Linked DNA regions of Homo sapiens: region 1 is linked to region 2. Evidence: chromatin loops called from intact Hi-C (ENCODE). Cell type or tissue: mammary epithelial cell. All regions are shown on one strand. Each heading gives the region's core, and the rest is flanking DNA. Links, peaks and the distances in the headings are about the cores only. Region 1 overlaps EPHA1-AS1 (EPHA1 antisense RNA 1). Region 2 overlaps EPHA1-AS1 (EPHA1 antisense RNA 1).

Region 1 (2,916 bases), core at 307-2,806, 96 kb after region 2:
CAGAAGAAGTGCAGCAGCAGGCGGGAGCCGCAGAAAGGCAGGTGGAAGATGGCCACCGTGAGCCCCACGGACACCGCCAGTCCCCTGAGGCAGCAGGCCAGAGCCAGTCGCGCGCACAGCCCGGGGGTCACCACGGCCGCGTAGCGCAACGGGTGGCAGATGGCCACGTAGCGGTCATAGGCCATGGCGGCCAGCAGGAAGCACTCGGCCCCGCCCAGAGCCACAAACATCTGCATCTGAAAGGCGCAGCTCAGGAAGGAGATAGGGCTGCCCCTGCGGTGGCCCCGGCGTGCTCAGGTCGACCAGGGAGCGGGGCACCACCACCAGCGTGTAGCACAGCTCGATGGCTGACAGCTGGCACAGGAAGAGCAGCATGGGCTGCCGGCTTGGCATCGAGGCCACGGCCACCAGGATGAGCAGGTTCCCGCCCAGGGTGGCCAGGTGCACCCCCAGCAGCAAAAGGAAGAGCACGGGTCTCAGGTGCGGGAATTCGGAGAAGCCTTGAAGGAGAAAGCCACAGGGCACGGTGGCATTGCTGGGACTGTCCATGCACGAGCCCGCCCACAGGCACCTGTAGAAGAGAGGCACAGGAGGGCAGAGCTTGTCGGGTACGCATGCTCTGGCCCTGCGCGTGGAGGAGGAGTCGGGTGGAAGGTAGAGGCTGGACCAGGAATGGTGGCTGCAGAGAGGTCGCAACAGTTCATGGGTCCATTCCCAGCCCACCACCCCCAGTCCTCCTCACAAGGAAGTCTTACTGACTTGTTCAGAAAAAGAGTGCAGTTTTTGCTGCCTCCTGGACAAGAATTCCTATAGCTGCCCTCTCAACGTGCTCTTTCAAAAGAAGCCTGGGTTTTAGCTCATGTGCCTCTATAGTCCAGTTATTATTTTGTGGGTCCTATAGGGCTGTGAGTATAGTGTCTGCTGCAGTCTTGAGACCACCATGGCAGGAAATGTCTTTAGTTCCCGCTTCTGTCTTCTCCTGCCTGCCCTGTTCTGTCATTTCTAAGTTGCCTTCTGTGATGTATCACAGAATCACAAAAACACAATGCAGGTGAGGGCCTTAGGGATCATCTCATGTAACTTCCTAATTTTAAGGAGGAAAATAAAGTTCAGGTTGGAGGGAAAGGGGATTGTTGAAGGACGTATTGCTCACAGGAAGTTAGGAACGGAATCTGCATTCTGAGGCTGAATCCAAAACTTTCTATGACCCAGGTCCTGAAAAAAGGTCACTCAGGTCAAGATAATCCACATTTGTTTAGTTTTAAGTAGACACCCAGATCTGTGCCAGGCTCTGGGGCAGGCACTAAAGCAGCAGAACATGCTTTGTGGGAGGGCTTCCCTGGGTGCATCAGGAACAATATGTCCCTAACATTTTTATTAATGCTTTGTCAACGTGAGAAAAGGGACGTGTATTTGTTCTAACTTGACTTTTAGTTAGCAGTACATTCCAAATTTGCCATCAGAACACAGTTTCGTTCTAAGCATTATACGGTGACTCATTTGCAAGTAACATTTGGAAAACAGTGACAGTGTGCAGGTCAGCTGCATTTCTCATAATCCTTTGGGATGGAAGAACCAGGAGGTGGAAAGAGATTTGAGGTCATGCAAGCTGGAGGAGGAGGTTTAATTTTTCCAATCGATATTAATGAGCTCTCTCTTTTATTAATTTTTAATTTTAAATGTAAGCTCAACTATTTGCTCTTAAAATCACTGTTAATCAATGTTGGAAGTGGAATTTCTTCATAGTTGTTATATCCTAGAGTAAAAGAGCAATAAACCTGGGTCAAAGGGCAACAGGAAAATCAGATGAAAGAACTGGAAGGAATGCAAAGAGTTGGGCTTTTGCTAATACTTTTTTTTTTTTTTTTTTTTTTGAGACAAGGTCTCAGACTGCTGCCCAGTCTGGAGTGCAATGGCACCATGATGGCTCACTGCAGCTTCGAACCCCCCAGCTAAAGAAATCCTCCCACTCCAGTATCCTGAGTAGCTGGGACTACAGGCACACACCACCATGCCCAGCTAACATGATGGGGTTTCACCCTGTTGCCCAGGCTGATCTCAAACTACTGAGCTCAACAATCCATCTGCCTTGGACTCCTAAAGTGCTGGGATTACAGGTGTGAGCCACCATGCCCTGCAAAATACCTCTTTTTGAGAGGAGAATTCTAAGGGTTTTTATTTCTCCGTGTCACTCTGTGCTCTTCCTCATCCTATCTGAGGGCAGCACTTTCAAATGGATGTTTTCAGTCTTCTAATGGAAGAGTAGGGTTGGGTTTTGGGTAGGTCTGAGGGAGGTGGATTCATTTCCCATCTGTTTTAGATCATTCACTTTTCAGTTTTTGGCCACCCTTCATGCTGTTGAGCAAATGTAACAAACCTGTGTTGAGTGCCTCCTCTTCGCCAATTATTGTTTGCTATGAACATGAGAGAGATGCCTGGCTTTCTTGGAGGATTCCTGAAGTGCCAGGACAACTCTCTTCTCTCCGCCTCTGCTCTGTTCTCTACTTCTTCCTCTTCATCTCCTTAGAGAAGCGTGATGAGCACAAGGGAATGCAGAAGAAAAAAAAAAAAACAGAAATATTCCAGTTCTTCCTCCAGGTTCATACCACACAGAAATGTAAATGACAAGCAAATCCCATTGATGGCACCAATACCTAGCAGCTCAAGGTACATCGTGTTTTAAAAACATTTGTGTGGAAGTTAAAACAAGTTGAACTCAGAAGAAGTAAAAAGCAGAACAGAGGATAGTAGGGGTTGGGAGGTAGGGGGAAGGGGGCTAGGAACAGATCCTTTGTTAAAGGATACAAAATTACAGCTAAATAGAATTTCTTATGTTCTACAGCATTGGAGGATGACTGTGATTAACAATTTTATATAGTTTCAAATAGTTGGAAGGAGGATATTGAATGTTCGCAA
Region 2 (2,916 bases), core at 221-2,720:
GCAATTCTCCCTGTGCTGATTTTTTTTAAATGTATCTCTGCAGTATTAACATCCTCTAAATCATTCTCTTTGTTTTAGAGACAAGAAGGTAGTTGACAAGCTGTGAACCTGCATTGCATTCTAGTGATGGGACACGTGGAAGGGGAAGCTGAAGTTGAAGGGTGGATGGTAGCAGCCACAGGGAGTGAGATGGGCTCGTTTCTGGAGCTGTTGGGAGAGAAAAAGGGAGTCAAACGGGAATTCACACAGGGTTGTGCATTATATCCAAGTGTGTATTCAGATACAAGCCTTTATCTCAATACCTTCCTTACCCCCATTCCGCACATATCTCATACCAAAGTACAAATAAAACCATTCCCAATTGTTCTAATATTTCATTTGATTTCTTGAGTCATGAAATGAAAATGTGGAGGGGTTAGTCATGTGAAGTGGCTGTGACTCAAATATCTTACGATGATATTTGTGCGCGTCTCATGAGAAATCATTGTGTTTCCACCTGAACTTGTTTGCTTGACTGCCTGAGAAGATAGTGTTGCTAACCTGAGAAGTTAATACGCTGCCTTAATGCTTGGGCTGGTAGAAGTGAGGGAGGGAAAGGAAGAGAACAAATGTGTCTCAGTGAACTGGGGCATGACAGAAATTTAATAAGAACAGGTTGAGACAAGTGTTAAATACTGGAATCCCCCGGGAGCACAGCGATAGCTTGGTCCTTGTCAAAAAGTGTACTGGTTGGAGCTCAGGAGGGAAAGAGAAAGTGATAAATCAGCCATGTCTTGAAGTCCATTTTAATTTAGCTAGCCTGCGAGAAGAGAGGGCTGAAATAAACTATCAGCTCTGTCTTCTGCATTAAGCAAGCATAATTTATTTGAAAAACATTCAGTTTTATTTCTAGCTAGGCTAGGAGTTCTTGTAACTTCTACAGAGGGTTGGGAAGAAGATCGGCATAACCCATGCTTACTATTTGAAGTTACTGGTTCTGTTGTCAGGAGGTAATATTATATTGTTGTCTTGTAAAAGAAGTATTTGATAAGTATGGGACCTCTTAATTGGGCACAGATTGGATTTCTTTTACATTTTGCTTTGAAGAAGTTATTTATAAAGGGATCGTAATAGGGTAATTTATATCTTTTTCTAACAAGTTCTAGTTTGAAAGTATTATAAATCTACTTACCCAGACACAGACACATTTGAACATATAGATAACAACCACCTCTGTTAAGAAATTAATGTACACATTTCCAAATCTATCCCTGAGTTTAGGCGATCCAGGCCATGGGTCATAAACTATGAGAGCCACCTAGTGGGAAAATTTGGTAATTGCACCTATATCTTCAAATTCTGGGTGTGAGAGCCACAGATAATTTCTGTTTATAAAATCTTAGAATACCATGGGAATATTTATCAACATGATATGAAAGTGACAGCGATTTTTATATATTCCTACTATTATAAAGATGGTAGGCCCTTAGGCTAGGAAGTAGCTTTCTTAACTTGACCTAGTCATCACAGTAATGATAGACTTTTGACCAGGTGAGGAAGGGAGGGTGGGGTGTGCCACCATGTTGCCTCACTTTTGGGCTTTCTGCTTTGGATACATATGAAAAAACCAGAAACCAAGTCACCTAGGAGGCGCTGGCTGGGAAAAAAATGGTGCCCACTGTTTGTAGTGTGTCTGTTAGGTTGTAAGCTAGAGAGAGATGCTTACACTCTAACTTTTTTTTTTCTGAAGAGATGAGCTCTCACTATGTTGGCAGACTGGTCTTGAACTCCTGGCTTTAAGCAATCCTTTTTTTTTTTTTTTTTTGAGACGGAGTTTCACTCTTGTTGCCCAGGCTGAAGTGCAATGGCACCGTCTCGGCTCACCGAAACCTCCGCCTCCCAGGTTCAAGCAATTCTCCTGCCTCAGCCTCCCAAGTAGCTGGGATTACAGGCATGTGCCACCATGCCTGGCTACCTTTTTGTATTTTTAGTAGAGACAGGGTTTCTCTATGTTGGTCAGGCTGGTCTGGTCAGGCTGGTCTATGAACTGCCGACCTCAGGTGATCCGCCCGCCTCGGCCTCCCAAAGTGCTGGGATTACAGGTGTGAGCCACCGCACCTGGCTCTGATTAAGTCTTCTTACACTGAAGCTGCTGTGTTGTCTGAACAGAGCCTCAATTAAGAAGTGACTGAAGCTTTTCCCCTCCCTCCCTCTCTTCCTTTCTTCCTTCCTTTCTTCTTTGTTTCAACAGTTCTGGGGAAGTACTAAATATTAGACCAAAATTAAAACCTGATACCCACCGTACTGAGTGTTTGCTTAGAAAGTTCTTGTTTGTTTTTGAGAAGCACTAGGAGTTAATGGAATGGGTATTTAGTGGCCTTTGGATTCTGTAGACTCCTAGCTCTCTGCCTCCTATGTGTAAGGCCTTGGACATTTCTCTTAACCTCTCTGAGACTGAGCTTCTTCACATGCAAATGGACTCATTTACCTTCCAGGAGCACCTCTGTGGGAGGGGGATGCACCATGTGAAAGAGGTAAGCCCTAAGGTGGAGGCAGAAGCAAGTGGCCAAGGGAATACAGGAGGCTAATTTTGACAGGAACTGTATGGGAAAAGGTGGCCTTTGTGTTGAGCCTAGTAGAATGACTTCAATAGGCAGTTTTTATTCATTCATTCAACAAAAATTTATTGAGATCTTATTATGAGTCAGGCACTGTTCTAAGTGCTGGGGATATACCAGCAAACAACAAAATAGAAAAAAAAAAAAAAAACCCAAACCCCACCCTCCCTGAGTGTACATTCTAGGGGGAGGAGCCAGACAGTACATAAAAAAATAACAAAATGCATTCTTCAGATGGTGAGACACACTGGGAGAAAAATTAAAACAGGGTTAGGGGAATAGGAATCACATAAGGAGGGCTCTATTATACAGATATGGT

The links. Hi-C counts contacts between places; a loop is a spot of excess contacts. Peaks named below come from ENCODE experiments on the same cell type or tissue, not always from the same donor. Only the 100,000 strongest peaks of a DNase experiment are listed, where the experiment ranks them.
Region 1: a loop joins it to region 2, with 2.4 times the contacts of the local background. A loop is called at or near these places in 3 of 110 quality-filtered maps.

Annotation. Positions count from the first base shown.
Region 1 is chr7:143,511,363-143,514,278 of GRCh38, forward strand. The region is part of intron 3 of EPHA1-AS1 (EPHA1 antisense RNA 1); the gene reads left to right. It also overlaps the pseudogene OR10AC1. Among named protein-coding and RNA genes, the nearest start is that of TAS2R41, 35 kb to the left of the region's middle. In mammary epithelial cell, for the core only: no CTCF peak of the experiment used is centred there; a DNase peak (open chromatin) is centred at 1,439; H3K27ac peaks cover 1,197 bases.
Region 2 is chr7:143,415,459-143,418,374 of GRCh38, forward strand. All of the region lies in intron 2 of EPHA1-AS1 (EPHA1 antisense RNA 1), which reads left to right. Among named protein-coding and RNA genes, the nearest start is that of EPHA1, 8.1 kb to the left of the region's middle. In mammary epithelial cell, for the core only: a CTCF peak has its summit at 1,294 (motif pointing left); a DNase peak (open chromatin) is centred at 533; H3K4me3 peaks cover 242 bases; H3K27ac peaks cover 1,048 bases.